Linked DNA regions of Mus musculus: all the other regions are linked to region 3. A link is a loop called in an ENCODE intact Hi-C map of the cell type or tissue named here. Cell type or tissue: left cerebral cortex. All regions are shown on one strand. Region 1 overlaps Armh3 (armadillo-like helical domain containing 3). Region 2 overlaps Armh3 (armadillo-like helical domain containing 3). Region 3 holds the start of Kcnip2 (Kv channel-interacting protein 2). Region 4 overlaps Armh3 (armadillo-like helical domain containing 3).

What was found. Hi-C counts contacts between places; a loop is a spot of excess contacts. Peaks named below come from ENCODE experiments on the same cell type or tissue, not always from the same donor. Only the 100,000 strongest peaks of a DNase experiment are listed, where the experiment ranks them.
Region 1: a loop joins it to region 3, with 4 times the contacts of the local background. A loop is called at or near these places in 6 of 42 quality-filtered maps.
Region 2: a loop joins it to region 3, with 2.6 times the contacts of the local background. A loop is called at or near these places in 4 of 42 quality-filtered maps.
Region 4: a loop joins it to region 3, with 6 times the contacts of the local background. A loop is called at or near these places in 26 of 42 quality-filtered maps.

The regions. Positions count from the first base shown.
Region 1 is chr19:45,916,433-45,924,432 of GRCm38, reverse strand. Armh3 (armadillo-like helical domain containing 3) reads left to right here. Exons shown (of 26, transcript NM_198296.2): 20 at 2,728-2,816. Among named protein-coding and RNA genes, the nearest start is that of 4930505N22Rik, 78 kb to the left of the region's middle. In left cerebral cortex, a CTCF peak has its summit at 3,712; DNase peaks (open chromatin) are centred at 3,467, 5,847, 6,388 and 7,697; H3K27ac peaks cover 2,879 bases.
Region 2 is chr19:45,868,752-45,876,751 of GRCm38, reverse strand. The region is part of intron 23 of Armh3 (armadillo-like helical domain containing 3); the gene reads left to right. Among named protein-coding and RNA genes, the nearest start is that of Kcnip2, 57 kb to the right of the region's middle. In left cerebral cortex, no CTCF peak of the experiment used is centred here; DNase peaks (open chromatin) are centred at 2,507, 3,507 and 4,920; H3K27ac peaks cover 263 bases.
Region 3 is chr19:45,810,938-45,818,937 of GRCm38, reverse strand. Kcnip2 (Kv channel-interacting protein 2) reads left to right here and starts at 2,875. Exons shown (of 10, transcript NM_145703.2): 1 at 2,875-3,207. The coding sequence starts at 3,135. Armh3 (armadillo-like helical domain containing 3) reads left to right here. Exons shown (of 26, transcript NM_198296.2): 26 at 1-794. The coding sequence ends at 52. In left cerebral cortex, CTCF peaks have their summits at 3,037 (motif pointing right) and 5,487 (motif pointing left); DNase peaks (open chromatin) are centred at 3,515, 4,738, 5,480, 6,037 and 4 more places; H3K4me3 peaks cover 3,690 bases; H3K27ac peaks cover 2,620 bases.
Region 4 is chr19:45,942,598-45,950,597 of GRCm38, reverse strand. It overlaps Armh3 (armadillo-like helical domain containing 3), which reads left to right. Exons shown (of 26, transcript NM_198296.2): 15 at 4,495-4,596. Among named protein-coding and RNA genes, the nearest start is that of 4930505N22Rik, 52 kb to the left of the region's middle. In left cerebral cortex, a CTCF peak has its summit at 1,254; DNase peaks (open chromatin) are centred at 2,692, 3,095, 3,868, 4,418 and 1 more place; H3K27ac peaks cover 3,712 bases.

The DNA.
Region 1 (8,000 bases), 110 kb before region 3:
AGGTTAGTCTAAACTCACTTTGGGGTCATTTCTTGGACCTCTTTGCAAAAGGGAAATAAGCAGAAAAAAAAAAAAAAACCTGGCATGGTGGTACACACCTTTAATCTGGGCACTTGAGAGGCAGAGGCAGGAGGATCTCTGTGAGCTTGAAAGTCTACATAATGAGTTCCAGGGCAGCCAAAGCTGCATTGTGAGACCTTGTCTCAAAGAGAAAAAAAAAAATCAAGAAACAGAAAAAGCCAGTGCTAACTGTGCTCTGAGAGGTAAGAGTCAGAGAACTGTCTAGACATGGGCTCCCAACCTGTGGGGTGTGATGACTCCTGTAAGAGTCGATGGCCCTTACTCTGGGGTTGCCTAAGCGGTCCGAAAACACAGACATTTATATAACAATTCAAACAGTAGTAAAACTACAGATATGAAGCAGTAGTGAAAATAATTTTATGATTGGGGGTCACTACACATGAGGAACTGAATTAAAGGGTGGAAGTGTTTGGAAGGTTGCGAACCACTGAGCTAGAGGAATTAAGTGCTAAATCACACAGCAATACAAACACACTCACTATGTAAGCTAAAGTTCGTTACTTGGCATCCTTCTGCTCCACCTTCATAGTGCTCCACCTACATTGTACTCCACCTACATAGTGCTCCACCTACATAGTGCTCCACCTACATAGTGCTCCACCTACATAGTGCTCCACCTGCATAGTGCTCCACCTGCACAGTGCTCCACCTGCACAGTGCTCCACCTGCATAGTGCTCCACCTGCACAGTGCTCCACCTGCACAGTGCTCCACCTGCACAGTGCTGGGGTAACCGATGCCTGCCTGTGTGTCCAGTGTATACAGTGTCCGGGATTGGACCTAGTTGCACTTAGGCAAGCTAGGTGGTTCAGCTTTAGCATCTGGAAATATTTTTTTATAAAATAGATATTAAGCCCAAGTTTTAAGGGAAAGTATTGGGCAAGAAGTTAAGAAATACTTGAAAGCCTGAGTGTGGGTGTCCCCAGGAGACAGCCTTTGTAACTTGGTGTAGCCAGCTAGATTGTTGGGTGGCTTTTGAAACAATTTTCTTCAAAGTGTTGCTGGAAATCTAAATGAGATGCTAGGTGAATAAGGTTACCTCCGGAGCACAGGGATGTAGTGCAGAAAGTTAGGAGGTCTCCACTGAAACAAAATTAATTTTGAGATCCCCAGAAACATCTGGGGTGGAGTGTGGTCCTACCCAAGGTCATACACATTCGGGCCTTAATCCTGGTTCATTGCTGTTTTAGAATTATCTGTGCCAGTAACCTCTTGCTTCTCAGCCGGCGTGAGCCTTCAGCTAGAATCAGCTACGAGTGAAGCATTGTCTTTCCATTCCATTTCCTCATTTTTTTCCCTGCCTCATTAGCCCTGGCTGCGTATCAAGTTCAAGGCTAGTCTAGTCTACATGAGACTGTTTCAACAAAACAAAACAGGCTGGGGATGTAGTTCATTTGGTAGAGTAGTTGCTTAGCATGCATAAAGCTCTGGATTTCATCACCAGCACCCCAAAAAAACTATCTGGTACTATCAGCGCTTGGGAAGTGGAGCCAGGAAGATCAAAAGTTCAAGGTCATTCTTAGGTGTAATATTAAGTTGGAAGCAGGCTTGTGCTACCTAAGATCCTGTCTCAAAACAGCAAACAAAGCACATTGTGTTGTTCTGATGTATTGAACAGTCCATATAATTGAAGAGTCCAATGACTGGACTATTGGTCCCTGTAGCTGCTGCAGCACTTGCAACTAATTCCTTGGTTTGTGCAACTAAGGACCTGGATTTTTGTGTGCTCCCTGCATCCCTAGGCTGATTTTTATTTAATTCCATTCATTATATATCTATTTCAATTTGTTTGTTTGTTTGTTTTGTTTTTTTGAGAAAGGGATTCTTTGAGTATCGCTGGCTGTCCTGGAACTTGCACTGTAGACCAGCCTGGCTTTGAGCTCAAGAGATCCACCTTCCTCTGCTTCCCGAGTGATAGGACTAAAGGTATCCACTACCACCCAGCTTCTTTATTTAATTTTGAGGCAGACTCTTACCTTGCTCACGTTGGCCTGGAACTTGCTATGCAGGTGCCTTTAGAGGCCAGGAAGCTCCAGGAAGTCCTGGAGCTGGAGTCACAGGTAACTACAAGCTGCTGGGACTCTGTTGAAGCCTGGTACCTGCTGAGCCATCTCTTAGAATTGAATTTGATCTAGAGCCTTAATGTCTTTAATTTTTTTATATCCAATCCATTCTTCTGTCTCTTACATTTTTTAAATTAACAATGTTTTATGTGTATGGGTGTTTTACCTGCATGTACACTTGCATAGCACATATATGCCTGGTATCCAGAGAGGCCAGAAGATGTTGGATTCCCTGGATCCGGAGTTACACACAGTAGTTAGCTGCCATGTAGGTGCTAGGAATCGAACAGGCCTTCTGGAAGAGACATTGATAGCCTTTTCAGTGGTGCCTTATTACAGGCCTCTAAGTGGTTGTAGTCCCATGGGTAGCACAAATATTGTGTGTGTGTGTGTGTGTGTGTGTGTGTGTGTGTGTGTGTGTGTGTGTGTGTGTGTGCAAGAGACTGACAGAGGAAATTCATCAGAATTATCTTTTTTCCTTTAACCCCAGTCTCAGTGGCCCCAGCCGAGCTGCCTCCCTACAGAAATGGTCCAGGTGAACTGTGATGGATTCTGAAGCTTGTCCGTTTCCTTTCTTATTGCAGGCGGTGTGTCCAGGTAGTGCATAAACTGCTGTGTTACCAGAAGAAGTGTAGAGTTCGCCTGCATTATACCTGGCGGGAGCTCTGGTCAGGTAATGTTCCTTCTTGAGTCTGTCCTCTTCCTTTGTGCTTTTTCTGACTTTTAGACTCAGGCTCAGACTGTTAGTAGCCCTTCTAGCCTCGCAGTTAGTTAGGATGATTCTGGTTTTACTTGTACTATTTATTGTTCACAATTCGGTTTTGTTTGAGTCTAGACTTCAGCATATTGTGTGGTCCACGCCTGCTTTCTTGTTCCCTCTCTTGCCCTGTCCTTTTGTCTGTGTATCAGCCTTTAGAAACAGTTGATGATTTTTTGAGTTCTGAGGCTTAATAATTAGCTTGGTACAGAGTGCTTGCCTAGCAAGTGTAAGGCCCTGGGGTTTGATCCCTAGCAGTGAGAAAAAAGGAAAAAGAAAAAAAAAATTCAAGAAGGGATATAATTTTTTTAGCCAAGCATAATGGCACAGATCTGAATTCCTAGCCCTGGAGGGAGAGGCAAGTGGATCTCTGTGAGTTCTAGGCCAGCCTGGGATACAGAGTGAATTCTAGGCCAGCCAGTGCCATGTAGTGATACCTTGTCTTAAAAAACAAAATCAACCAAACATGTCTTGAGTCTCAAATATTCTGGCTTTGTGTAACAGCAAGGAGGAAATCAGTGCAAACTTGGACTCTCACTCCCTTCCATTTGGTAGCAGCATATGGACTATAGGGAGCCTCTGTGTTTCCTCAAGATGAGTAATCTCAGAAGGAATGGCATTAGGCGGGTGGGGATGGATGGGGGCGGAGAGATGGGGGGAGCCCTGTTCTTTTGTTACATCTGGCATTATTACTGTTTACAGACTGTGTAGATGGTACCACTCCCCCTGTGCCAGAGACAAAACAGAAAATTACAATGTTTACTTCGGTCTTTATATCCATTTGGTAACCCAGTAAAGTCACTGCCACCCCTGCAGGCGGGAAGTGGCTCTTCTCTAAGGGCACAGTTAATGCTAGCTTGCCACCCTTTCTTTTGTGTGACTAAATTGGAGGTTTGGGAAAGCAAAGCCTGTCCCCTGAGGCAGTTGCTTGCTGCTGTCCCGTGGCTTTGTGACCTGATGGGATAATAGTTTTCTCCAGATGATTACAGTGATGAGTGGCTACCCTCGGGTGGGGTGCTTCTCTCTGTGCTGAGCAGAAGAGAGAGTGTTAGTGTCGGGGGGCTTGGTAAGATAGCAGGCCAGGAGCCCAGCCCCTTCCGTGGAATTCATCTCCCTTGTTGTGACACATGCTTTCCTCCCAGCTTAATTTGGCTTTCTAAATTTAGACCTCCATAATGGGAAGTAGAGATCTTTAATTAATGGATTAGCAAGTTTTCAGCAGTTACTGCGTATGATGGTAATAGGGAGGGCAGGACAGTCACACTAAAGGCAACAGCGGCAATTTTAGTCGGAGTTTTAGGAGAGAAGAATATAGTCATGAGGGTTTAAAATTGAGGGCATGTTAGAAGAGATATTGAAAGAGATTGAAATGACATTTTCTGTGTGTGTGTGTGTGTGTGTGTGTGTGTGTGTGTGTGTGTGTGTGTTGTTTGAGACTGGTTCTTGCTCTGTAACCCTGAACTCAAGACAGTCTTCCTGTTTCAGCCTCCCAGATGCTGGAATTATAGGCATGTACCACCCACATATAGATAATAATATAATTATAGAGCTCTGGAAGTCTAGAATGTAAAAGAGAATGAAAATAGTACAGGTGTGTATACTTGGGGCAGTTGTAGGATACATAACAATGCCTGTGGTTAGAGTCTGTCATGAGATGATGTCATGGTAGTGGTTAGCAGTCCTGTGGCGGCAGCAGTTGTCTCCCGCTTCTGGTTCTCATCTAGTTTTATCCTTTTTTTTTTGGTCATTTCCCTGTGGCCCCTGTGGACTGGCTAGCTGCCCCTCCCTCTCATCCCCTGTCCTCTTACTCACCGTTCCACTGTGTGCTGCTCACTGATCTCCGCTGTACCCTGTTGTGTTGTCCTCCATCTTTCATTCAGGCTTCCGGTTGTTCTGCATCCGTTTCACATTTCCTATCGCGGTTTTCTTGTCATTTATTTGTTTACTCACTTATTTACTTATTGGTTTTTTTTTCTTCTTTTTGTGACAGGGTTTTTCTGTGTAGCCATGGTTTCTCTGTGTTTTGCTCTGTAGACCAGGCTGGCCTTAATTGAACTCAGAGATCTGCTATTAATCCCACTGATAGAGAGTAAAGACCATTACCCAAATTCTTTTACTAGAAGTAAGCGAGCTTTATTCTCTGTCACACAGGGCTGTTTCCTTAGAGCAGGGTTTGAAAGAACCACATTGAACATAGGAGAAAGTGGGATTAACAGAAAACAGGAATGACTTTACCTGGTAACAAGACGGCTTCTAGTCTTAAAATGGAGGAGGCTCTCACTCACTGCCTCTGCCTCCCAAGTGCTGGAATTGCCCATAGGTGTAACTGTAACCGGAGGACGGCTAGCATTTTGTTGGTTTAGTTAGTAATCTATAAAGAAAACAAAAAAAAAACCAAAAAACCAATTCTTTATCCTGAGTTGGTTGGTTAACTTTATGTCTTTGAGAACTTTCTGTCTTATTCTGCTCGGAGATTACTTGCTGTCTTGATTAATGTTCAGCAGTCTGTAATGTGTTAAAGGGAGTTATGTAGGAGAACCATTAGCGACTGCTTGTTCCTAAGGCATAGATGTTTGTGTTTTTTGAGGTTAGTTTTTCTTCTTTTCTTTTGTAAATATCACGTTTACTTATTTATTGGTTGACTATGTGTGCACATTACCCACGCCTGAGAAGATACAAGAACAACTTACTAGAGTCATTTATAACCTTCTCCATTTGGAACCTAGGGATAATACTCAAGTTGTCAGGCTCAGCGGCAAGCACCTATACTTTCTGAGCCCTTCTTCCTTACGGAGTGAGCTCGTCTCTAACCCTGATTCTGTGTGTTCACACATGGAGTATACCGCGAGATGAAGAGCAGCAGGTGTTAAGGAAGCTGCAGAATACAGCGCTCCACCCAGTACAGTTAGAGCCATAATAATGTGTAATATTGCATCCAGAGAGTACAAGTGTGGCTATGTTGGATCCACCCACTCCTTGGCTGGCACTACCCTCATATGTTGGAATGCCCATGTTTTCATTCTCTCTTTGCCTCTAGATGGATTTGAGGGAGGTGTGTGAAACTCATCATGGCAAATAAACCAATGTAGATAAATGCTTGCCTGTGTATGGGTTATGATTATAAATTAATTTTATTTATAAATAAGCGTGTAAGGCATGTAAGGTTAGATTGAACAGCTAGAAGCCTTTGAGCTTACAGCAGATACTTAGTCAGGGCCCAGATGCCCTTGTATTTAGAATGTGGTGGTCAGCGTCACTGTATTTCTTGAGTGTTAATTTTTATTTCTGTGATTATTCTTTGTCTTGGGGGAAGATTGCCAGAAGTCTCCAAAATTCCTGAAGTGAATTTCCAAAGATTGGGAGAGGAAAATACTGGCTGTGTTAGCTCGGGGCTCAGGCCCGCTTTATCCTTCCCTGCAGTTGGCTTCACATGCACAAGCCCTGACCCACTCCCTGCTGCACTTCTTTGTACAGTGGCTGTTGCCATGGAGTCTGAGTGTGTAGGAGGACATCTGTGCTCATTTCAGTTGGAATATGGAAGAAGGAAGTCCTGCATGTCTGCTTTGCCCTTCCTTTTAGGAACCATTGTTTTTCCCAAAGTGTAGAAAATTTGGGAATCCTCTTATGACCTTCAAATGCCAGTCTCTGAGCAAAACCTTACCTGAAACTTCATCTCGGATGAAGACAGAAAATGAGGTTTGGGGTCAGATGACAGTTTCTTATCTGTGAAACCAGAATGAAAGCAGAGCTCTGCGTATCCAGAAAACGTGTTTGTACATTCCTGTGCTCCGGGGAGTTCAGGGCGTTCCTGAGCCCTGTGAGGCTCAGCCGTTACCTCAGAGGGGAAGAAGATGGCTGCCCTGACTTTATGTTCCATGTCTTCCCAATGAATTCGTTTCTCACAGATACCCTAGTGTCTAGTTGAGCTTTTTTCTTTACCCCGTTGTGCTGGTCCTAGCTATGTGGACTTTAAGCACCATCTTCTCTCTGAACTTTTGTCCTTTTTTTTGTTTTGTTTTGTTTTGTTTTTTAAAAAGGGTCTTACTGTATCACCTGGCTGGCCTGGAGTACACTACGTCAACCATGCTGGTCTCAAACTCACCCACCTTTCCTCCCTGAGTGCTGTAGTGCATGCCTCTAACTGCAGCCCTCAGGAAGCGGAGGGAGCATGCGCCACCATAGCCAGCTGCTCTCTGAACTTTCTGTGTCTAATTTCTTGTTTGTTCCTGTGGCACTTTGAAAGGCCATGTATGTATGTATGTATGTATGTATGTATGTAGAGTCTTGTGCATCTCAGAATGGGTTCTGGGATCTGAACCTGGGCCCTCTGGAAGGGCAGCAAGCACTCTTAAGCACTGAGCTAGCCCTCCAGCCCTGACTACATGGCTTTCAATAGGGACTTAGAAAACATTTGAATGAATAAATAAATTCACAAATGACAGTGTAGACATTCCATTAATAATGAATTAACAGTCACCTAAAACAACACAATGTTGTGTTTCTACCTTAAAACAATAACAACAACAGTAATAGGGCCCTGTCACGTGATTGTCGTAATGCGCCTGATACGTTGCTGCTCCTCATCTCTGGATAGGCTCAACCCCGGCTGAGATGCAGAGGAAGTCGAGCCCATTCTCTCCTTCGTGTGCCGCTTCCTTATACGGATAAGTGGATTGCTTTTAACCAAGTAAAAAATGGAAACTCTGATGACTTCTAAGCCATTAACCAAAGAATAGGTGGAGTGTTTAAAGAGAAGCTTGCAGTTGTTGGAATGGGAGCTACTTGAGCAGGGCCTCCTAGAGACAGCTTATTTTACTTCCACAGTAGGCAGAAGGAGCATTGGGAGAGCAGCTTGCATCTAAATATGTGGTTTCCAGTCTGAAAACATGGTTTAGAGGCAGCTTTATGCTGGGATTCTTTATTCAGCATTTGTCTGTAGATCAAGTCCTTACCCCATCAGTATGCCGTGTCTCAGGGCGAGAAGCCAGCCATTACTTAAATCCTTATTCTGGGGCGAAGGGAGCAGAGATACAAAAGGGTTAAGTAACTCACAAAGGATTACGGAGCCAGAGACCAAACAGTCATGGTTGGAACTTAGAG
Region 2 (8,000 bases), 58 kb before region 3:
TAAACCATCTTTCCAACCCCCAGAAGTAGCTTTTTAAAAATAAGTGATTTAATCCCTCTATTTGTTATAGACCTCTTCACAGTGTTTCTTTCTTCTTACATTAGTCTTACTATTTTTAACTAAGTCTGTGTGTTTGGGGGTGGGGGTGGGGTGTGAACATCTCCAGCTCTGGAGAATCCAGTGCCTCTGACCTGCAGGTGACACACACACGAGGCATGGTGGCACATGCTTGTAATCCCAGCCCTTGGAGGCAGAGGCAGGAAAGTAGAAGTGCAGGATTATTATCTGTTCTATACTGAGTTCAAGGCCAGCCTGGAATACAGGAGATCCCATCACAAAAACAAAAAACAAACAAACAAACAAAACCAAAAAAATTTTAAACTGAAGTTTGGTTCACTGTCTCACAAATGATGCACCTTGTATAAACATCCCACTCTTGTTCAGAGTGGGTATAAAGCATCTATAGATGTTTTAAATATATATAAAATGTTAACTTGTAAGTTTCTTTGCCAATTATATTTTCATTCATGACATATATTTTTCCATTCTTTTATATTTTATTTGTTTTTACCTTTCTAAAATATAGGTGATAGATCGTTGGATCTGGCTTCTTTGTTTCTTTTCTTGCAGACAGAGTCTCACTATGTAGCTTCGGCTGGTCTGGAACTCTGTGTAGACTAGTCTGGTTTCTAACTCATGGAAACCTGTCTCCTAAGGTCTAGGATTGAAGGTGTGCATTGTCATGTCCTGCAGGACATGATGCAGACTCTTCATCTGGTCTGACAGGTTCTGCATTTTGATTGGAATGTTTATTTTATTCACATTTAATATTCTTGTGGATTCAACTGGACTTCATCTGCCCACTACATCTTTCTTTAATTCTTTTCTTTCCTATCTGCTGTGGTTTTGCTGTGTTAGGGATTGAAGCAAGGGCCTCACTGGTATGAGGAAGTATTACACTGCTAAGGTCTATCTGCAGTCCTCTTTCTATGTTTTAAAAAAGATTTAGTCATGTTTAATTATGTGTATGTGTGTGCATCTACATGAGCTTATGTGTACTGTGTGTGTGCAGGTGCCCAAAGAGCCCAGAAGGCATCCGATCCTCTAAGTATGCATGTGCTGGGAACCAAACCCAGAACCTCTGCGAGGGCATTGCATGCACTTAACCTCTGCACCATCTCCTCAGCCCCTCTTTGCTTTGTATATTGAGACAAGGAGTCCCTAAGGTGCTCAAGCTGCCTGGCTAATAAGCAGCCAAGATCCACTTCCCCAGTGCTGACATTACAAACACTTACTACCATACTGGCTTACTTAAAAATAAAAACAGAGAAACGGTGGGGTGCCGGGGCGGGGGTGGGGGGAGGTGGGGGTGGGTAAGGGATTGTATTTGATCTCTTGTTTTTGCTGGGAACACAGGAATGTATCAACATGCCTGATTTTATTCCTCCTCCTTCCTACTCTTCTTCTTCTTCCTCCTCCTCCTTCTCCTCTTCCTCTTCTTCCATCTCCTCCTCCTCCTTTTTGCGTTTTAATTTAAATTATTTTATTTATTTACATTCCAGTCATTGCCTCCCTTCTGTCCCCTCTCCCACAGTTCCTCATTCCATTCCTCCTCCTCCTTGCCTCTGAGCTCTCCCCCTACCCCCACCAGTCCTCCACCTTCCCTGGGGCCCCAAGGCTCTTGAGAATTCCACTGAGACCAGACCAAGTAGACCTCTACTACATATGTGCTAGGCACCTCGAACCAGCCTGTGTTTGATCCTGGTTGGTGGCTCAGTCTCTGGGAGCTCCCTGGAGTCTGGGTTAGTTGAGATGGCTGATCTTCCTATGGATCGCTCACCCCTTCAGCTTCTTAAGTCCTTCCCCTAATTTAACCACAGGGCTACCCTGAGATTCCATCTCACACCAGTCACAATGGTTAAGATCAAAAACTCAAGTGATAGTGCATGCTGGCAAGGATGTGGAAGAAGAAGTACAGTCCTCCACTGCTGGTGGGAGTGCAAACGGGTACAGGCACTCTGGAAACTATACCTTCCTTTTCATAGATAAAATACCACTATGCCCAGCCAAGATTTATACTAATTTAATTGCAGTGAAATATAGAAATTTCTGTGCAGCTTTAAATAATATATACATACTACATTCATCTCAGTAATTTTTTTTTTTTTTTTTTGCTTTAAAGAAAGAAAGAAAAAACACTAAAGGAATTTCTTAGTTTCAGAACAAGTGAGGTGGACTCTTACTGTTCTCTTTGCTGTGTTTGGAGCTCTGTGAGAGTGGGGAAGTTTGGATTTGGTTTCATACATGAACATTTTTTTCCTTTGTGGGAGATTTTCTCACGTGTAGGTGTTAAACACAGCATTCCCCAGTGAGCTAATAGCCTATAGCTATTTCTTCTCTGTATTCAGGATCTGAGCAGTCAAAGCTCGTTGGCGTTTGATGCCTGCATGTTGAGCGTTATAACAAAGAAAAAAGCTGGTTCAAAAGTAGCAGGACTAAACTGATGGAGTTATTGAGTGTGCTTTTTAAATGTCTAGAGTCAGCATTGGTCTAGAGAAGATATTCTTGTGTGCTCTGCCTTCTGCATCTCATTTTCTTCCAATAAGGCTACTGATTGCATCCCGTTTTATTGGTTCAAATAAGGGGCTATTTCTGGAGTATTGCTCCTAGGGGAAAAGGAGTCAATCTTGAGCTGAGCCTGAATCGCGCTGTTGGACTGAAATAGAAGCTTAGCAGGGTCCAAGTGCACAGTGATGCTCCGAGACACTCACTCAAAGGCTCATCACTTGTAGAGGCTTTTTTAGTTTTGTTGTTGCTGTTGTTTTGGTGTGTGTGTGTGTGTGTGTGTGTGTGATGAGCATGTGAGTGTGGGCATCTGCATGATACTGAGCACATATGGAGATCAGAGAACAGCTTCTGGAAGTCTGTCTCCATTGTTGTTCTGGAAACTGAATTTAGGTTGTCAGGTTTGTACCACAAGCACTTTTATACACTGAAACATTTTGCTAACTCCAACTTCAGGAAACTTATAAAAGCATTTTATCATCATGATTTAGTTCAAAGAAATCTTATGTTATTTAAATCTGGAAACCTTACTTTGTTGTTTTGGCAAATAATCTGTTTGCTTACTAATTATACTGACATTTTTCTCTTGCTTCATGACTTATCACAAATATTTGTTGACTGCTTTGTCAGTAGTTGATAGGAAATACCTTTGTGTCTGAGTTGGTGATAGTAGGAGAGTTACTTCCTGGTAACTTAAGATAACCAAGCACCCCGGGCCTTGAGGTAAGTTAAAATATTATATGCTTTGAGCACTGTTGCAGCTGAGATTGCAGAGGGCACTGGAGAAGAGGGTGAGTCCCAGGTCAGTGCAGAAGCTCTCAGTCCCAGAGATGAGTCTGAATTACCTCCACTTGGCAAGGGAGCAAATTGCTGACCTCAGCCCGTCTTTTTTTCTCTTCCCTTTTTAGTGTTGGGGATCAAACCCAAGGCCTTTTATGTGTTTGTGTAGGCTGCTGTGACTTACACACCAGCTGTCTTTTCAGGACAGCACAGGCCTCCTGTATACAGTTAGTAAGCTCTCCTATTCATAATTTCAACTACAGTCTTTTAAATGTTATGAATATCTGAGATGAACCATGTCAGGTGTGTCCTTTAGTCCAGCCTTTTACTCAGGAGAACGTCCGTCGTAGGCGTTCTGCTTTCTTTAGGTAAGCATCAGAGGTGGGAGGAGAAGGGACAGGAGACTATAATGTGCTTACATTTGGAGATCTGGAGTGCTTTGTGCCTTTATTCTCCTGCTCCACTCTTGTTTCCTTATCTTTGAAATTATTCCATAGGCTCAGTCATGGTGACCTGTGTAGACATTTTGCCTGCATGTATGTATGTGCACCGTGTGTGTATCTGTGGTGCAGATCCTCTCTCTGGAACTAGAGTTGCAGCTCATTGTGAGCTATCTTGTGGGTTTTAGGAACTAAGCCTGGGTCCTCTAGAAAAGCAATTGATATTCTTTAACCGCTGGTCCATCTCTCCAGTCCTATTTACTTAATTTTAAGATAAGGTTTCAAATAGTCTATCCTGGCCTCCAACTCTCAATATAGCCGATGACGTTGAATTTCTTTTTACCTTAGTTTGTTTTAATTGTCTGTGTGTATAATGTATTTGGCACAGTGCACATGCGAAGGTCAGCAGACAACTGTCAGGATTTGTTCTCTTTCCATGTTCATCTCCAGGATGAAACTCAGTTCACCAGGTTTGCTTGGGAAGTATCTTTACCCACTGAGCCATCCTAGCCTCAACCTTAAACGCTTGATTCTTCTACCTCCAAGATGTTGGGAAATATATACATGTTCAGTTTTTCCTGTGCTGAACCCCGAAACCAGGGATTTTTGCACACTGGGCAAACCCTCTCTCATGAGCTCCATCCCTGACCGGCATTAGATTATTTGTCAGTTGAATTATGTAGCTAGTTCATAGCTGACTTGTAGCCCATGAGAGCCTTCAGAGCTGCTTCACGTGACCTCCCTCCTCAGTTCTTGCATCCCGTGCTTGTTCAGTTGGTAGGAGCGTTGTGCTACCACATTTGTGTGGCACTTAGTATAGAAACTTAGAAGAAAAGTATGAAGAACAGAGTAAAGATGATTTAGACCTTACAGTCTCACCCTGCAGTAGAGCGCCGGGCACTGTTTTGGTGAATCTCCTTCTCAATTTCTACAGCTTTTCCCCCCCTTTTGTATCTAACCTATATTCAACACTTTATCCTTGTTTGATTTGTTTTGATGTTCAACCCATCGTTTTAGCTTATCAGGGCGTGTGTGGATCCTGATTATGTCATTCTGGGTATTGGGATCTTCTGCGGCAGCTTTGTATCGTCAGCACATTTCCTAAATGTGCCTTCAGAATCTTGGTCCAGATGCTTTGATCTATTCCTGACTCTGCCCCTGATTTGGTAGATGATTTGGGACTAATCTCTCTCCATTCTGGGCTCTGCTTTGTTACTGTTATATAAAATGGCCCCAAAGTCTGAAAACTTTCCTGAAGAGTCAACTGCAAAGCCCTTGGGAAGAAAAATTGTGGGTAGAGAGTCTTCAACCACGGCCAAACTTGAAAAACAATAGCCATAGCCGATGACCTTCATGGCATGGTTCAGATCTTCCTCTAGTCTCCTGCTCTCTCAAAACCCCAGCAGGACTCACCAGCTAAGAACTAAAAACGAAGGTTGCAGCAGACATTGGTTCTTGCTTTGAGCAGTGCAGGCCCAGGGGAGGGGCAGTGAGAAGACAGCAGGGGAGGGAGGGCAGTGGAGAGCTCTCTGAGGGTGGCTGCCCTGGTCTCTCTGTGTTCTTCCAGTTGGGGTCCTGTTACTTGCTAATTGTCCCATGAGTGTGCTCGCATTTCCCCTGGGGTTGTAACAAGGACGTGATAGTCTGCAACTGAAACTGAAACACTGGTTTAATAAGCAGGCAATTAATGACATGCTAAGAATTTTTAGCTCCGGTAGATTAATTGTTAAATGAATTGTGTCTATGTGGTACTGTCATTTTACTATAATATCAGCCTTATTATAAATATAGGTTTACATTGTAGAAGATAATAATGAACAGAATTATACACTTAGTGATCAGACTTCTGGAATATCTGAGGAAAATATTTTCTTCTTACACTGTCTTTTTATGTAGGTTTGATTAATTTTACCTCAATTGTACATTTCTCCCTGGAGCTCAGATACTTTGCATGTTCTAGCAGAGTGAGCCCCTGTAGTAACAGGTTTAATGAGATTGTTGTTGTTGTTGTAATTGGTTTCTGTATCATTTCTTTGAAAACCAGTCATATGAACAGGATGTGAAGCTCAGGATGTGCTGATGCATTCCCAAGACCCTCACATCAGAGAAACTCATTTCTCACCTTTATCTTCATGTGATGGGGATTCTCAATGGTCAGCTTGGTAGGGTACCTGAGAACACAGCTTCTGCCATTGGTGCTGACTGTGCTGTTGGAGCACCCCTGATTTCTAAGGTTTTTACAATACCTCATCTTAGAGCAAATACCTGACAAGAAACAGCTTAAAAGGGAGGAAGGGCTGAGGAGGGTTAATAGCGGGAGCCTGGGGCAGCCACCTCCCTTCTTCCAGAGCTGGGAAGCACAGGGCTAAGTGTGCTGCTCAGCTTTCCTCCTCCTCTGCCTTTAAAATGGAAGCCAGGGCCAGTCCAATGCACTGGTGCTGTCCACACTATAGTGCGCAGCTTCCCAGTTTGGGTAACAGTCCTGAAGTCCCTCACAGGTCTGCCCAGAAGCTTGTCAGTTTGGTGACACTAGATCCTGTCAGGTTGGCAGTGGCTGTGTTGGTCATCATACTGGGACTTGGAGATGCAGAGGCGCTAATATGTATTTTATCTCATATGGTTTGTCCGTCCTTCCTTCCTTCCCTTTCCCCCTCCTTCTTTCTTTCTGTCGCCTGCCCTTCCTCCCTCCCTCCCTCTCTTCCTGACAGAGCTGGCCTTGAACTCGTCAAAGGTTTTTGGGGTTTAGATTTATTTTATGTGTATTGTGTTTGCCTGTGTGTATGTTTATGCCTCGAGTGCATGACTGGTGCCTGTGGAGGGTGTCAGGTCATCTAGAACTGGGTTTCATACAGTTGTGAGCCACCATGTGGGTGCTGGGAGTTGGACCTAGATCCTTTGGAAGAGCAGCCAGTCCTCTTAACTGCTGGGCTATCTCTCCAGCCCCTTGGCTTTTTTCTCTTCTTTGAGATAGTTTCACCACGTAACCCAGGCTAACCTGGAACTCACAGCAATCCTCCTGTCTCAGCCTCACAAATTTTGAGATTATATCCATGAGTCACCATGTATGGCTGAACTATTTTCTTTAGTAAAAAGAATGATCTCTTTGGCTAGTTATAAAGAGGGACTTGGAAGAGTATAGACATATACCACCAGGCTCAGCCTCCATCTTTACTAGTCTAGAGAAGGTACATTACTGATGTGCTAGCTTTTGTGGGTAAGCCAGAGAGCCACGTGTGTTTCTCTGGATAAACTCTTTATAGGCTGCATCCTTTTCTGGAGTGTCCGGAGCCAGCTTGTCTCTTCAGGGTACTTATTCAGCTTCAGCTCATCTTTCAAGCCAGCTTGACCATATTCCAGAGTAGCTGGGTGGTGTTGTCCTTTATAGACATCTATTGAAGGCAGGTGGCATCTGTGCTTGTGTTTGCTGATTATTTATTGAATATAGATGGGCAAATAGTTTCTTTCTTACAACTAGAGATTCTGAATAGAACCCAGGCCTGGCGTGGCATGGACAGGGAATAATGGTACTTGGAAGTTCACATGATGAAGGGAAGCTATAAGATAGTTCAGAGACAACAGCTCAGAGAAAGTCTGAACAAAAATGCCAGCAGACTCTACCACTAAGAAATCTACTGAAGGGCAAGGCGAAATAGAACCCAGGTCAAGCCAGTGGTGCAAGCCAAAGACACCTGCATAAAGTAGAAGGTGGTGTAACAGTTAGTCTAGAAGACAACAGCTTGGGAGAAAAAAGGATATTGGCAACAACTTTTCTCAAACAGAAGAATTGGGAACGCTATAACAGTTTAAGGAGCCATAGGATCTAGCACTGGAGACGGCTACACCAGTAAAGACAACAGTATAGTTGCAAGCCTCATCAACTTGAGGTTCTGCTGGGCGCCTTAGTCTGTAGGGATGTTCTAAAAAGAGAAGCTAAATCCTTTGATATTGGCACAAATAGGAAAGGGCATGGGGGTGAGAATGTTATGAGCATTCTTGGCAACCAAAGGGCAGGTTGTATAGTCACATATATGTCACAGAAGAAGCAAGGAGGAGGTGGGAAGATATATCTTACGCACTCTTAGCTTAAGCTTATTGCTATGTCTTAAAATATTAAAATTATTTTAAATTTCAGCCTGTTAGTGGGATTTGGTGATTCATATCTTTAATCTCAGAACCAGGAAGGCAGAGGCAGGAGGATCTCTGAGTTCAAGGTCA
Region 3 (8,000 bases):
CCACACACTCAGCCAGGAAGCCCTCCTGAAGGAGTTCTCCACCATCTCCTGAGGCTGCACTGCCTGAGAGCCACTGACTGCCTTACCCATGAGGCTCCTGGGCTGGAGGGCGAGCACAAGGAGTGGGGACTGACTTCAAGGTTGGAGAGAAGCGCAGACCCCGAGGCTCGTGGTGAAGGCCGTACTTCAGTGAGCTTGGACAAGCAGGGGCAAGCCCAGGATGCTCTTATTTGGGGAGAAATGGGAGGGTAACGGGAGAGGCAACCAAGAGTGGCATTTCCAGGCTGCATTCCCTGGGTACTGCCCCATGATGCCAATTGAGATTCCACGTGCTGGCTTCTGACTATACAGGTGCTGGTTGGACAGGCCCAGGCTGCTGCCAGCACTCTGGAGGCCAATGGCTGGTCATGACTGATGATGGCTGGTCATGGCGGATGCCACATCCTGTTTCCTTTTGAACCTGAGCAAGGCCCCTGCCCCCACTGCAGTTTGCCCAGTCCTTAGCACCTCAGCTCTGGCACAGAGTAGGTCAAGGATGGGCGCCTTTTTTCTGTCTTTAAATTCAAAGTTGACACCTCTGAGAAACTGGAGATTGGATCTGCCTGGTGCTCTGCTGTCCGACCGCTCCTTTCTGGATTTTAGTTTTGGCACCAGGAGCACCTGTTCGCTTTCCCTTGCCTTCCCACGTTGACTCGTCAGCACAATAGGCCCACAACTTTAGCCTTGCCTTTTTAGTCTGTTTTAAACTGTCTTAAAGGAGCGCGTGTGAAATAAACATTGACAGGCTTTCTGGAGCCCTCAAGGTGCCTACTTTGCTGGTCCCCTTTCCAGCAGCTCCCCCTCCCCACCCACCCCTGCAGTGGGAGCCTAGATGAGCTCCTCCACGTGTTCCACCCCCTCACCCTGCTGTTGTTTACATTCAGCCTGCCTAAGAATTTCCTCTGGGGAGGAATCTGTTCCTGCTGTGGTCTGGTGCTGGCAGAGAACCTGCTGGGGGTGGGGTGCTGTTCATAGAGACAGGCTAGGTGAGCACCACGCCCCCAGCCTCCATCTTGTCTAGCCATATTCTAGCTGGGCCTTGGGCACATCCAACCTCCGTGAAGTTGGCCTGTGGATTCTATCATTGGATGGTCTCCATGGAACCACTGTAGGGTTTTCCCTTCCCCACAGCTCCCCCTGAAATAGCTGCTGCTCTAAGTCCCTCCGATGTAAAGCTTCGTAAAGTCCCAGGTTGGCAGGGGCAAACCGCACAGTGAGGACCTGAGGAGGCTGAGAGTAGGCCTGGGGCGTCCTGGGCTCCTGTGCATTCAGCATCCGTCTCTCTGGAATCCTTGCCCTCCCTGGAAGCCAGCCCTGACTGAGCAGAGGTGTGATCGTTCTCGAGAACCTGTTGGCACACTGACATGCATAGATGTAGAATCTTAAGCCATTGTAGGGTGGGTCATCTCTAATCACGGGTCCCCGGATGGATAACTTGACCTGAGGCTTTAGTGTTTCCCATGGTGATAAACCCCAGAGCAGCTGGAGCTGGAGCTGGTGGCAAATCAAAGCTATTAAAAGTTGATTTGTGTGTCTTTAGTGTCTCGTTAGTGTCTTTTCCCCTCGTCATCTCTTTGATGCAGGTATTGGTCCTGTGTCATAAAAGGACCTCTTGGCCTTGATAGAGGCCAGCTGAGTTCAGAGAACTGTGGTTTCCCTTGCCTTTGGGTGAAAGAAGGGAGTAATGTTATGAGCAGGTCCCTCCGGTTCCGTCTAGGACAAGCAGCCCTAAGCAAAGCTCTCCTTTTTTCCTGACTAGAAGCCCACCCTTGCCGGGTTCCTTCCTGTACACCTAAGACGTTTAGCCTGGAGTCTACAAATCAGCTTGGCTGGTGCCTCTGACAGCTCTGTGGAGGTTTCTGGGAGCGTTCCTTCCAGAGACAGGCCTCCTTAAGGCAGCTGCCTGTCCCAGCCTCATACAGGAACACCCGCCACAGTTCACTGACTCAAGTATTTGGAAAGTAAATCTGACTGAAAAGACTCAATGTGTTGAGGTACTTTAGCTGAGACCTTTGGTCTTAACAGGCCATTCCTGGAGACAAGAGGTGGAGAGAGAGGGAGCTGTGTGCCGGGCTGTGCAGGGCTGTTCCTCACTTCAGAAAATGAGGGAGACATCTCGTCTCGCTTCTGTATCACACTCGGATCCCCAAACCTTTCAGAAGCTCCCTAAATCTGCCGGGAAAACAAAGTCTAGAACAGCAGGTGGGGGGAGAGAAAGGGGCAAAAAAAAAGTTGACTTCTTTCTTTTGCCTTCCCAGTTGCCTGGGGAGGGGGGTGGGTAGGAAGAGTCATCAGATCTGGGAAGAGGGCATTCAGAAAGTGAGGCCCCCTCCGGAACTTGAGATAGACAAATGTACCCAGTGCCACCTGTGAGCCCGTGTCCAGAGGCTGGGTTGGTTGGCTCTGCATCCTCATTCCGCTAGAGAAGGGTGGCTGCTGATTAGGAACACGCAACTCTCGGCAGGAGGAACAACCGAGAATATAAGGCTGAGATGAGGAGCAGAGGGAACCAGGGACTCAGACATACCCCAGGCTCTGGCCCAGCTGTGCAGGACTGGCTGACTGGGGGGCGGAGGGAAAGAGGTGCCTGAGAATTGGAGGCGGGGTTTCTTCACAGCGGGGCTTTTCTGGCCCCCTCTTCTCGAAGCCCCGCAATTGTGGGTGGTGTAGATGGAGAGCTATTCTCCCTTCCGGCACTTTCCAGTTCACCCCTTCACCCGGTGCCTCCTCCGAGCTGCAGAGGGTGGGGGGCGGGGGTAGGGGGAGCCAATCCCGGCAGCGCCTAAGGGGGGAGGCGGCAGTGACAGCCGCGGGGAGGGGGCGGAGGAGAGGCGGCTGGGCTCAGGCTCGGCTCTCAGCTCCACGCTGCCTTCTGCTCCGCTCTCACTTGCTGCCCAAGGATCCTGCTCCTGCCCCGGGACTCTGAGGTGGGCCCTAAAATCCAGCGCTCCCCAGAGAAAAGCCTTGCCAGCCCCTACTCCCGGCCCCCAGCCCCAGCAGGTCGCTGCGCCGCCAGGGGGCACTGTGTGAGCGCCCTATCCTGGCCACCCGGCGCCCCCTCCCACGGCCCAGGCGGGAGCGGGGCGCCGGGGGCCATGCGGGGCCAAGGCCGAAAGGAGAGTTTGTCCGAATCCCGAGATTTGGACGGCTCCTATGACCAGCTTACGGGTGAGTAGGTGGCTCAGGGGTCCTGGGAGGGTGAGCAGACTCCATCCCCCTAGACCCTTCCATCTCTCTGCCCCCTGGCTTGGCCCTTATGCACACTCTGCCCCATTCCTGTGCACCTTGCAGGCTGGTCTAGGGAACAAGACCCTAGGATTTAAAGCTTTGGGTCCCTAGGGGGCTGAGGAAGAACAGGTGGGGCAGGTGTAGAGAGGCAGCAGGTGTAGGCGTGTGTGACACAGGGCTAGGAGTGTGTCTGGAGTGGGAGGTGTTACGTGCGGGAGCACCTGTCGTTCCTGTGTGTCTGTGTATGTATGTGCACCTCCCACAGCTGTTTGCCGTGTGCCTTGAGCGTTGGTGACAGCCGGGGTGAGTGTGTTTGCATGAGGCAGTGCGATTTTATGGGCTTGCCAGATGTTTGAGTGTGGTTGTGTAGGACCCCGGCTGCACTAGTGAAGTTTGTTCTAACCATATGTCTGTTACATGTTCAACTGTGTGCTTTGAATGATTCTGTGTGAAATGGCGTGTGACAACCAGAGTGGTGTCACTTGGTGGTGTTCTGTCCCTTAAGAAGACTTCTGGCATGAGTATTCATTAAAAGTGTTTGTGATTGTGGGGCTGTGGGTTGTTTCAGCATTTGGTGCTGTCCACTCTCAAGCATGATGCCTGCAGTGGGGGCCCCTGTGACTGTTAATGGCATTTCTGTCCTCTTTGCCTCTCTGTCTTCCGGGTGTTAGCAAGGGTCTTTCTTTAGTGCCCCCCATTTGCTCCCTCTATTTCCTGCAAAAAGCTCAAGGACCCAAAGAGAGACCCACCACCCTGGGGTTCTAGCCCTTGGCCCCTGTAGAGAGTCTTTGGTTAGTCCTGGGTTAGTTTCTACCCCGGAGGGTAATTACTCAGGTCATTCTGAGCATGCAAAGCTTCTTTAATTACCAGCAACCCTATTAGAACTTCATCTAAACCTCTTGCTTTCCTTCAGAATAAAGACAGAAACTATGGGCCTATGAAGTGTGGGAAGGCTCCCCTCCCCCCAACCCCTCCCACACCCGTCACTTTGTGGCCCACCTTGGGAGGGTCTATATGTGTGTGTAGAGTACTAAGCTTGGTAGGTAAATTCTGTTTATGTAAATGACTTTGTCACCTTTGTATATTTCCATATTTGTGTCTCGTTGTGTAGAACTCCTAAGAACTCCAACGAAGAGTAGGAGGGGGGCTGTCTGTCCAAAGACAGAAACAGCGATGGGCAAGTGGGGAAGACCATAATCCTTGCCCTTCTCAACAGAGTCAGGGCAGAACCTGGGAAGCAGTGAAGGGGACCAGGATCTAGTGCTCTGAGAATAAGTCTCAGCTACTGACTTTGGGATGACCCTAGTTGCAATGTCAGGACACCAGCGGTGTGTGAATGTGTGACCCCATTCTGCTCTGTGCCCGCCATCAATTCAGGATCCTTGAAAGCAGTAAGGGTCCAAGAGCCCCCATTAACATGCGATTAGTTAGTTTACTTCCTACACCATTCTCCCCTTTAGTGAAATATTCTCCTCGCTGGGCTACTCGATTTATTTATCGTGAGCGAGTGTTTTGCTGCATAGTCCTGGCCTTACTATGTAGCCTAGGCTGGACCCAAACCTTAACTTCTCCAGTCTTCACCATCCTTGCTGTAGATGGCTCTGCACGTGACTGGAGAGCACTATGGAGACCTCTCCTTTGTAAAGAGAGGCTTGTCTTGTGACTGGAGTCCTCTGATTGGAGCCCTAAGGAGGAGTCGTTGTCCACGGTGCTGAAGCGTGCTCCCGCCGCGCCCCCCCCCCCCTTCCTTCCCTATGCAAGTTGGATTCCTCAGTTGCATTTGGGATAGAGGAAGAGGCTGTATCCCTATCAACTTGGTTCATTATGCTGGCAGCAAAGTGGTCTTAAAGTTATTATTCGGAGCAACTTGGATACACCCCAACCATCGCAGTCTTATCCCAACCAAGCTCAAAGCAATTGGGAAAGACTTTCTTAGTAGGGGTAGGGTAGGATGTGCCCACCCCGTAACCCCCAATTCTTCGTATTCTTACCTGCCTGGGGGGGGGGGAGGGGGGCTGTTTGGCAGTGCTGCACAGCGGGGAAAGGCTGAATCAGCGCTCAGCAGCAACCCCATCTAAAGAGAGGCCTAAAAAGAACTGTCCAAGCTGAAATTGCGAGTTGGGTCCTGACTGGCCATGCCCCAGGGCCTGGGTCCAGGATCCCTGGAGTCTTGTTCCTTTGGCAATTAAAGTATCGTTCCTGGGGATGGAGCGCCCCCGTGTGGCCAAAGAGCCCTGTGTATGAAACTAATTCCTCGTGGGCACTGTTGCCAGTGGGTTCGAGTAGACAAGGTGTGGTGTTTAATGGTAGCTCTCTTCTCTTAATATAGGCGTGTTCCCCTACCCTTCGCGCACACACAGTGGAAGAAATGGGAGCATACATCTTCTATGGCCTTTCCCAGGATTTTGAAGTGTTTGTAGGTGCTAGAAGGATTTACATAGCAATAAGTCCCAGAAAGGGGTTTACACAGAGATTGTTACGGATGGTTGCGAGCCGGGATTTGAACTCAGGACCTTTGGAAGAGCAGTCGGTGCTCTTAACTGCTGAGCCATCTCTCCAGCCCTACACAAAGATTGTTAAATGAGGGGGCTTCTACTTGTTGTAGTTGGCTGGGAGCCAGCAAGTGATGGTTGAGTTTTTTTTTTTTAAGAAAGGGAACTCTAAAGACAGGCATAGTTTTGAAAGGAATCTGGAGCCAGGAGGCAGCAATAGGTTCGCTAAGCTAATGTAATGTCCTTTCTCCCTTCCTGCTTTTTCTCCCATTGGTCCAGGAAGTGTGGAGAGTTGCCATGACAACTATGTCCTCTCACCCCTGTAGCGTCCCTGTGCTAATATGGGAGATGGGGGTGGGGAAAACAGCCGGAAGAGGGGTTGAAGTGGAGCAATAAAAGGTAATAAATAAGATCTGTAGTGGCTCACATCTGTAATCCCAGCACTTGGGAAGATGAGACAGGAGGATTGCCATGAATTTGAGGCCAGCCTGAATCATGTCGCAAGTGCCAGACAAGACCCGATCTAAAATAAATAAGTCATTCGTCATTCAGTCATCCAGGTTTTCTTTCAAAATTCGTGTGTACCTCTTTTCCTTACCAGAAATCCTGAAGACGTTTGGAGAGAAAGTGGTGAGGAGCGAACGCCCTGCCCTGCCCTGCCCTGCCCCTCCGCCACACCCCCATCTCTAAGAGCTTTGCGGGTGGGTGCAGAGCGCTTATGACCTGAAAAGGTGCGCCTATGAGGCCAGCAACCTGCATCTGAAAGGCTCAGGGTCTGAGACACTCCGCCTGTCAGTCTTGCCCTCTCGCACCACCCACTCTAATGGGGGCGGCACCGCCCTCAGTCAGAAACCTTGGGGGCGGAGCTTGGACACTGTGCTCTCAGCCAAGCCATGAACCGCTGCCCTCGCAGGTGCCGGAGCCCGTTGGGGCAGGCAGCTCGGTCTCTCTACCAGTTGGTGACTGGGTCACTGTCGCCAGGTATGAGGAAGGGAAGGGAGGACCCCTCTAAAAATGAGTGGCTCGGGATTGGAGCCTTACAGAGGTGGAGAGAAGGGCTTCTCACAGAGATCGGAGGGAGCAGGGACTTGCACTTCATCAGGGTAAGAGGGCAAGTTCGCTCAGAGTATAGCAGGGGCTAAGGACCACTCACTCACAGAGCATCAGAATAAAGGAAGCTTCGGGCAGCATAGCTCACAACATTGGATAAGGCTCATTGAAGCCTCAAGAAAGGGGCAGGGCTCTGGGATGAGAGGAAGACGCTTGTGCTGGGCTGGGGAAAGGCACAGCCCTGTATTGCGTTACTTGGGTTTAGGAGGAATGTCTTACAATGACCTATCAGTGCCCCCCCCAAAAAAAAAAAAAAGGCTAGAACAAGCTGAGCTCACTAGTGAGTTCATGCCTGATCAGACAGATGGAGTTGTGTGTCTCCAACACTGTGGTGCATCCTGGATTGCACATCCCTAGGATTGCCAGGGTTCTAGTGCTTTGGAGTTTGGTTTGAGAGCCCTGAGTCAGATAACTAGCTTTCATGAAGTTGTACGTTGGCATGAAGTTTGTGGATTTATGCTGTGAATTGTGGGTTCCACATGACGCTGTTGAGGTTTGCGCACACCTCCACTTAGGTTTCCTTAGGGCTACCTGGGCGCACAGAACCTGGAATTCTCCCCTCATCCTGGCTTCAAAGAAACTGAAACAACGTGGCCCCATGGCATTCCGGGATCTGTAGTTCTCTGCCTCATTACATGGGCTTCACCTGAGCCCCTGCGGTATGTTCAGGGCCTATGGCTGCTTCACGCCATGTGCCTTCAGAAGGAGGACTGTTGGGGCTGAATGAGAGCCATGCTTACAGGTCTCTTGGGGAGCATGTATCCCCTCAAGCCCCCTGCTTGGGCTTGTCTCCGGTGACAGATGGATGGAGCCAGGCGGGGCCAGCTCTCAATCACTGCAGGCTTGACTTCCAGGACCCAAAATAGCCCCAACGCCTAGGGAGGTCATTAATCACCTGATGCAGCTGGGGGCTGCAGGATCTTCTTGATTGGCTGGGGATGGAATGGTCTGGGGGGGCTGAGACAAGGGCTTTGGGGTCTTTGCTGACGGAGTGACAGTGGAGAGCAGATGGCTTAGGGTGTGGGTTCCTCCACAAGGCAGTATTTTTCCAGCCTTGAATTGTGGATAGTAAATGGTTGCTAGCAGCACCTCTGTGGTGAGATCTGAGATGTCTGGGAAGGACCAGCCCAG
Region 4 (8,000 bases), 130 kb before region 3:
TTAGTTCGTTTGTTTTCAAGACAGAGTTTCTCTGTATAGCCCTGGCTGTTCTGGAACTCACTCTATAGACCAGACTGGCTTCAAAATCAGAGATCTGCCTGCCTCTGCTTTCTGGGCGCTGGGATTAAAGGCGTACGCCACCACTGCCTGGCTGATTCTAGATCGCTCAGGGTTAAGCACAGCTGTGTTGAGCAAAGAATACATTTATTAATTCTTTTAATTGTTCTTTTAATTTGTGTAAGTGGGTAATTAGTGTTGGTGTACATCTGTAATCCCAGCTACTTGAAGGCTGAAGTAGAAGGATTATAAATTCAAGGTCTGCTTGGTCTACTTGGTCAACTTTAAATTTAAGAAGGGATGGGGGTATAATGTAGTGATAGAGCTTGCTCATCATGCATGAGCCCTAGGTTTAATCCCCAAGAGGGAGGAGAAAAAGCTGGGAAAGAGAAAGAAAAGGAAAAAGGAAAGGAAGAATTTGTTTGAGCTGGGCTGTGTCATATGCCCAGTACTCCCGGCATGTGGGGTCTGGGATGGAAGGATCGCTTCAGCACAGGGATTTCAGACCAGCCCAGGCAGCAAAGAACACTGTCTCCAACCGAAGAGCATCATACCTGGCCTGGACCAAGCTCCCCCCACCCCCCATCTGTAGCAGAGGGCTGCCTTGACTGGCCTCGGTGGGGGAGGATACACCCAATCCTACAGAGACTTGATGCACCAGGGTTGGGGGATACTCAGAGGGGCCCCACCTTCTCAGAGGTATAGGGATGGGTGAGGGACTCTGAGGGGAAGATGGGGGGCCAGTATTTGGGATGTAAACTAACTAACTAATAATTAATTAAAAAGGAGAAACACTTGTCACCAATGTGTCTCCCCTCAAAAAAAAAAAAAAAAAAAGAGGGGGGGGGGAGTATGTGATGATATGCCTTAGGCTCTGAAGTTCCAGAGGAAAATTTGGAAAGATAGTTGAATGGAGTCTTTCTTCTGTCTGTAAGAAACATGTCGGCTTGCAGAGATGGCTTAGTGGCTAAGAGCACTTCTGTTACAGAGAAGCTGAGTTCAGTTCCCATCACCCATATCAGGCAGCTCTCAACTGGTGTGTACCAGAGGATGTAACACTCCAGCCCTGAAGACTCGGGTGCGTGCACTACTGCCACCTGACCAAAACTAAATCTTAAAGGAAAAAAAAAAAAAGAAAGCTATTTAAAAAGGAGCTATTTAAAGCTATGTGTGGTAGTGCATGCCTGCAGCTGCAGCCGGAGGCACTAGAGGCAGGAGGCACTAGAGGCAGGAGGCACTAGAGGCAGGAGGCACTAGAGGCAGGAGGCACTAGAGGCAGGAGGATCCGTTCAAGGCCAGCCGTAGCTGCATGAAACATCTCAAAACATGAGTAGCCAGGGTTGTGGCAGTGACACACCTTTAATCCTAGCTCTTGGGAGGCAGAGGCAGGTAGAAATCTGTGTGTTTGAGGCCAGCCTGGTCTATATACTGTGTGCCAGGACAGCCAGGTGTTTATAGAGAGTTCTTGTCTTAAATATCCCAAACAATCAAACACAACCCAAGAAACAGTATAAGCTTGGTTTGTCCTCGTTGGGTAGTCTTAGAATTCTGAAAGAGCTGAAAGTGACTACCCCACTGGTTAACACCTGTCCTGCAAGCTCTCTTGGGTTGCTCGAGACGCTCAGGGGAGAGACATTACTTGATTATATATATGGTGGCAGCTGTAGCTCAATGGCAGAGTGCTTGGTTGCCAGCACCTTATAAAAGTCAGCATGGTGGCACATGGTGATGGATGTGGAGGCAGGAGGATCATCTTCAGCTATATAGTGAGTTTGAGACCAACCTGGGCTTTATGATACCCTGTCTGAAACGATTAAAAATATATACATTACTACTTGATGTTATTCTTCAAATGTTGAGCTCATTTTGTGTAATAGTATAACAAATATCCAACTTTGGCATAGGCAGGATGGTTCAGTGAGGAAAGTGCTTGCTCTACAAGCCTGAGAACCCGAACTAGATCCCTAGCTATCGACATAAAGGTAGAAAGAGAGACATGCCCTCACCTTCATATGCATGTTAGAACACACGAGCTCAGCAACAACACTAGTAATGTTTTATTTGTGAAGATTTATTTTTATTTTATGTATGAGTACACTGTCGCTGTCTTCAGACGCACCAGAGAGGGCATCAGATCCCATTACAGATGGTCGTGAGCCACCATGTGGTTGCTGGGAATTGAACTCAGGACCTCTGGAAGAGCAGTCAGTCTTCTTAACCGCTGAGCCATCTCTGCAGCCCTGGCCCCTACATTTTTATGTGGTATTCGTACATTTGCATTCTAAGGCAGTACACACAGCAGAGACGTACAGCACGGAGGTGTCATTGATATCCAGATCTATGACAGCAAATTGGATCTGTTTAGAATTGAAAGCCAAATTCCAAAATATCTTAATGAGAAGAAGCGTAGTGAGGATTGCCTACCCATCTGTTTATTCAGGTCACTGCATAAGCCAATGGAAACACAGTACTTCTTCTTTAAGGATGAAGCTTGCCTAGTTACCATGGATATCCAAAGCCATATATGTGTGGTTGTGAGTGTGAGTGTGTGTATCTATATCTATATCTATCTCAGTTTCATGTGATGTTGGGGTTTGGATGCTTCAGAGCACTGCCTTTCAAACTGTTGATTGTGAACACTTCACCCACACACTTGATTATGCAATGGCAGGATTTGTGCTTACCTACAACCACTGAGCCTTTAGTGTTCTAGTGGGAAGATCAGCCCACTTTCAGATGACTGTCTCCCTCGACAAAAGCTACTGGGAAGAATTATGAAGCCAGCGATTGAGGAATGAAGCTTGCATAGGAAGGAGATTTTAATTTGTGAGGGATTTGATTCTGTCTTTATTTTATTTTTCCTTTTTTAATTCTTCCCTAACTTACTTTCTGTAGGGGTCCTAAAGTATTATAGCCTTGTTTTCAATTTTTGTCTTTTAATTATAGTGCTGCTCAGTAGCCCAGTTATATTTAAAGGTATGTCACTGGCACTATTATTTTTAAAAGCCAGCAGTTAGCTGTAACATTTGTTCGCAGCTCAGACTTGACATTTGACAACTCCGCCTTGGCATGAGAGGACTTTCTGGTAAACTAAAAATACATATAGTTCTATATTTCTACTATATTATGTAAGAGAGTTTTCTAGTTATCACTGTGTGTGAGTAGGGTAAAACTTCCACTTACTAGTTAGATAACAAAGGAATGATCATGGGTTCTGAGTTCAAAATGGCTGTGGTTTGAGATGATAGCCTGTGCTATTGAGCTCTAACATGAATTAAAACCTTTTGGGTTGGTTTGTGTTTGAGACAGGGTCTCACTCCATAGCTCAGTCTGGCTAGGAAATATTTTAATATTTCAATACAAAAGTAAATTTATCTCGTATTTGTTCTTTGCAGCCAAATTATGGGTAAGAGCCAAGGATTAGACATGCTAATTTCTTTTCATAGGGTTTTTTTTTCTGTGTATTGTGGAGCCATAATGTACAGTGCTTCCCATTGTTAATAAATGTCCTCTGCATTGCATTGTAATAACTCCAGAGGGATCCATAATGGCTATGAATATATATTATGACTAATACCCCAAACCTAGCAATGTGTTTATAGTTTAAAATATAGCAGAAAGCTATAGGTTTTCAAACATCCCTGTGCCATCTTGAGGCTCTTTTTGTATATGTATTCTGTTTTAGACATTTAAAACACTTAACAAGCTGACTAATTCTAACGTAAAGTCTTTGAATCTTGGGAGCGCTAAGTTAAAACTGTTGTGGTTGGGTCAGTTCTGGTCTAACTTCCCATTGTTCTCTAAGGCTGTGACTCAGAGAGGGTGGGAGGGTAAGCAAAAGGATCTTTTTTTGCAAACAGAGGCTGCACATGTAAAATTCCAGTTCCAGGGGGCTGGTCGGCGGTGTCCACCTGCTTCCTGTCCGATACTGCGTCCTAGGTCCCTCCCGAGGGGTCGATCTCAAGGGGCAGAGTTTGGACTTAGTTCTTGCCCAGCCCGAGCTCCTTTCCCCTTGGCTACTTCAGACTTGTTCTCAAGACTTCTCTTTATTTGAAGTGAGAGAGCCATCAAAGTCAAGCTCATTTATGCCAGGGTAACTTTTTCCTTTAGTTAGAATTGACAGACTCTCTAAGAGGACCTTGAATTGTTGATTACTTGGGGCCAGAATGGACTCAACATCCTTTTCTAGGGCATTAGGAGAACAACTCTCTATACTGGGCGAAGAAGAAAATTGGCAGGCTTTGGGGGAGTGTGGGGTAGAGGGCCTCCAGAGACCTAGTAAGAGTAGCTGAAAGTCTTATGGAAAGCACTGGGTCCTCCTTCTGTGTGGGGAAAGCTTCTTTAGTCATTTTCTGGCCTGCTGGCAAATTGGCTATGTGGGTAGAAGTGTGAGGTGGAATATGTTATGGGCTAAGTGCTTTATTTGTTCTATTCCAGTTATAAGTTCTGTGGAACTCTCACTGGATGCAGATGTACAGACCAGTAATCTACTGATAACCTTCTTAAAGTATAGCTCAATTGTCATGCAGGACACGAAAGGTAAGACATTCCTTGGGAAGTGTGGCAGGTGGCTCATATCAAAGAGCAGTGGCCATATTGGGGCTTTGACATAGGAATCTTTGGGACCTCCTGTGCGGGTGATGGACCAGGTTTCTGGAAAACAGTGATTTCTCACTTCTGGGCGATAAGTAGGTGCTGTTGGGAAAACCTGGAGTTGGAGGAGAGTGCTTAAAAATAGAAAAGGAAAAAAGCTGATCCCCACAGAAATTACTAAGTCCTCTTAGCGAGGTGGGGTGAGTGGATGCTGGCCCTCCTGTGTGAGAAGCTGGGTGGGTGGGATTAACAGGCACGAGGAGTTCCCTTCTGAGCCAAGCTCTAAGAGCCTCACCTGCATCCCACTGCCGTGTTTGGTTTGCCTCTAAATTCCTTTTTGTACTTTACTCTTGTTTTGGCTGTGCTTCTTTAAAGGAAATCACAAACAACTCTACTTCACATTTAAGGACTTTGGCGTGCATCTTTAAAAATTGAAAATATTTTTCTTGATATCTAAGATGTCATTATATCTAAAAAAAAAATCAACAATGGCTCTCTAATAGCATATGCAATTCAGCCCATATTTAAGTTTCTTCAGTTACCCCTCAAGTCTTTCTCTTTCTTTTTCTTTTTACAAAATCGACAGTTTCATACATTTATATAATGAATTTGAGTAGCTTCCTAGTTAGATTTAAATTTTTTTTGTTTGTATTTGAATTTTGAGTCAGGGACTCACTCTATAGCCCTGTGTGGCCTGGCACTCATTATGTAGACAGGTCTGGCCTTGAACTCATAAAATCTACCTGCTTCTGCCTCAGTTTTCTGGAATTAAAGCATGCAGAAGCATGTCTGGCCTTGATCTTTGATCTTTCTCCTCCCACTGAAGGCCTCTTCTCAACAAGTCCCCATGTTGTTTTCTTCTTTTAAACATATGTTTATTTATGGATAGGAGTGTTTTGTCTCCATGTGTGCATACCAGAAGAGGGCATCAGATCCCATGGGACTACAGTTATAGATGGCTATAAGCCACCATAAGGGTGCCAGAAACTGAAATGAGGCCCTCTGGAAGAGTAGCCGGAGCTTTCAGTTGCTGAGTTGTCCCTGCATACCTCACGCACCCCATCCCCATGTACTTCATGTCTTCCTTTTGTCTACTTGATTTTATGTGTGAATTTTTTTGCTTGATTTTATCTGTGTGTGTGTGTGTTTGTGTGTGCTCACGCCCCTTAGATCATGTTTGTGCACCAAGCACATGTTGTGCTGTTGTGCAGGAGCCTGTGGGGGTCAGAAGAGGGTGTTGGAGCTCCTGGAACTGGGGGTACAGACAGTTGCAAGCTGACTGGTAGGTGCTGGGAATGGAACCCAGGTGATCTGTAGTGCCTCCCCTGCCCCCAGTGTAATTTCAAGTGTCTTGCTCAAGTGTGGAGGGGAAGTTATTTTCTAGAGCAAGAGCAAATCCCAACAGCTGTTAGTTGTCAGCAGTTCTGGCGGGAAGGGTGGGGCCTCATGGGGCCTTCCATATCCATGATGACATGTTAATGTCCAGTCTTGTGTAGGTCTTGTGCTATAACCACAACTATAGTGAGCTCCTGAATGTAATTGTATGTCACATGCAGAAGATACCCCTTTTTCACAGGTCTCCTTATCTTCTGGATCTTACATTTATTTTTTCTGTTCCTTCTTCTCTGAGGTTTCCTGAGCCTTGGAGTGGGTGATAGAGCTGTAGTGTTTAGAGTACTATACCATTGCTTATTTTTGATGCTTTTGTCAGTTACAGGTTTCTGCATTACCATGGTGTCATCATTAGGTTTCTATTGCTGTAAAGAGACAGTGTGACCATGGCAATGTTCACTCTGTTCTTATAAAGAACAACATTTAATTGGGGCTGGCTCAAAGTTCAGAGATTTTGTCCATATATCATTGTGGCAGGAGTCATGACAGCATGTAGGCAGACATAGTGCTGGAATAGGATCTAATCTGGATCTGCAGGCAGCAGGGAGGGAGGATGGGTTTTGACCATCTGAAACCTCAACGCCCACTCCTAGTGACACACTTTGTCCAACAAGACCACGCCTACTTCAGCAAGGCCACACCTACTCTGATAAGGCCACACCTCCTATTAGTGCTATGCCTTGTGGGCCTATGGGGCCCATTTTCATTCAGGCCACCATACCACCGGCTGTTGAGATTAGAAGCTTCTCTGACAAAGGCTAGATTTAACATGAGCCTGTGGGTGCTGAAGCACGAGTGGGTTTTTCCCTCCTCTCCCCTCCCCTCCCCCCCTTCTCTCCTCTCCCTTCTCCTCCTCTCTTCTCTCTCCTCTCCTTTCTCCCCCCTTTCCATCTCCCTCTCTCCCTTTCTCCCTCTCCCTATCCTTTTCTTTTCTCTTTTTTTCTTTCTGGGTCTCAAGTATTCCAGGCTGCCTCAAACTTGTTATGTTGTAGAGTCCAGCCTTGACCCCTTGTTCCTCCCATGTGTTTACAAGCGCTGGGATTACATATGTGTGCTACCATGCCCACTGTGTTATTAACTTATAGTCCATAAGTAACTTCATAGTCCTAGATTTAAAAGCCAACTTGATTATAGAACCAAAAATTATTAAAATTGATTGTTTTACTGCCTTGCTCTTTGTGAGAAGACCATGTATTACCTCTGAGGTTGTCTGAAGCTCTCTTCAGCGTGGTTTGTACTTGAGAAGGCTTTTGTTTGTCAAGTGAGCAGGTTTCTGTTATGAGGGTTTTTAAGAGTTGTAGAAATGAAGGAAAAAGCAGGCTCAGGGACTCTGGAGAGAGAAGAAAAATCTGGTAGACAGAGTTAGGAAGGTGAAGGTCAGTATGGGAAGTAGAGACCGACTAGAGCTACAAGGAGCCTGGCAATGGGCTGAGGCTAACCTGTGCTGTGTTCAGACATTGGGTTTGCTATTGGAGAGTTCTGCCTTGAAAGTGGACTTTTTCCTCTTGTATCTCATGATATTCTTTCAAGAATAAGAGTTACACAGGGGTTAACTACATGCAGATACTCTGTGTTACCACTCCTAACATAACAGTCCATTGGGAGCTGCTGACACGGTTGACTCTTTCAGACTTGGCCAAGTGAGATCTGGCAGGCAAGGATAACAAGACTCCTGTGTATCTGAGTTTCCTGAGGCTATTGCTTCTTTATGGAAACGGCTAACTTCTTCCTTTTTCTGCAAATACTGCAGCAACCACAGAAGAAAGAATTGCTTGGATATGACCCAGAAAAATGAACTTTTACTTTGCTTGATATAACGCAGTGAATTGAGGCTCTTAGAATGTATTTTTAGCTCTTAACAGTTTTATAAGCCCCTGTCCTGGTCACTTCATGGTCATAAATACAAGCCCAGATTAAAGACTATGGGTAGTCACAGTGTCTGTAGAATGCAGTATATT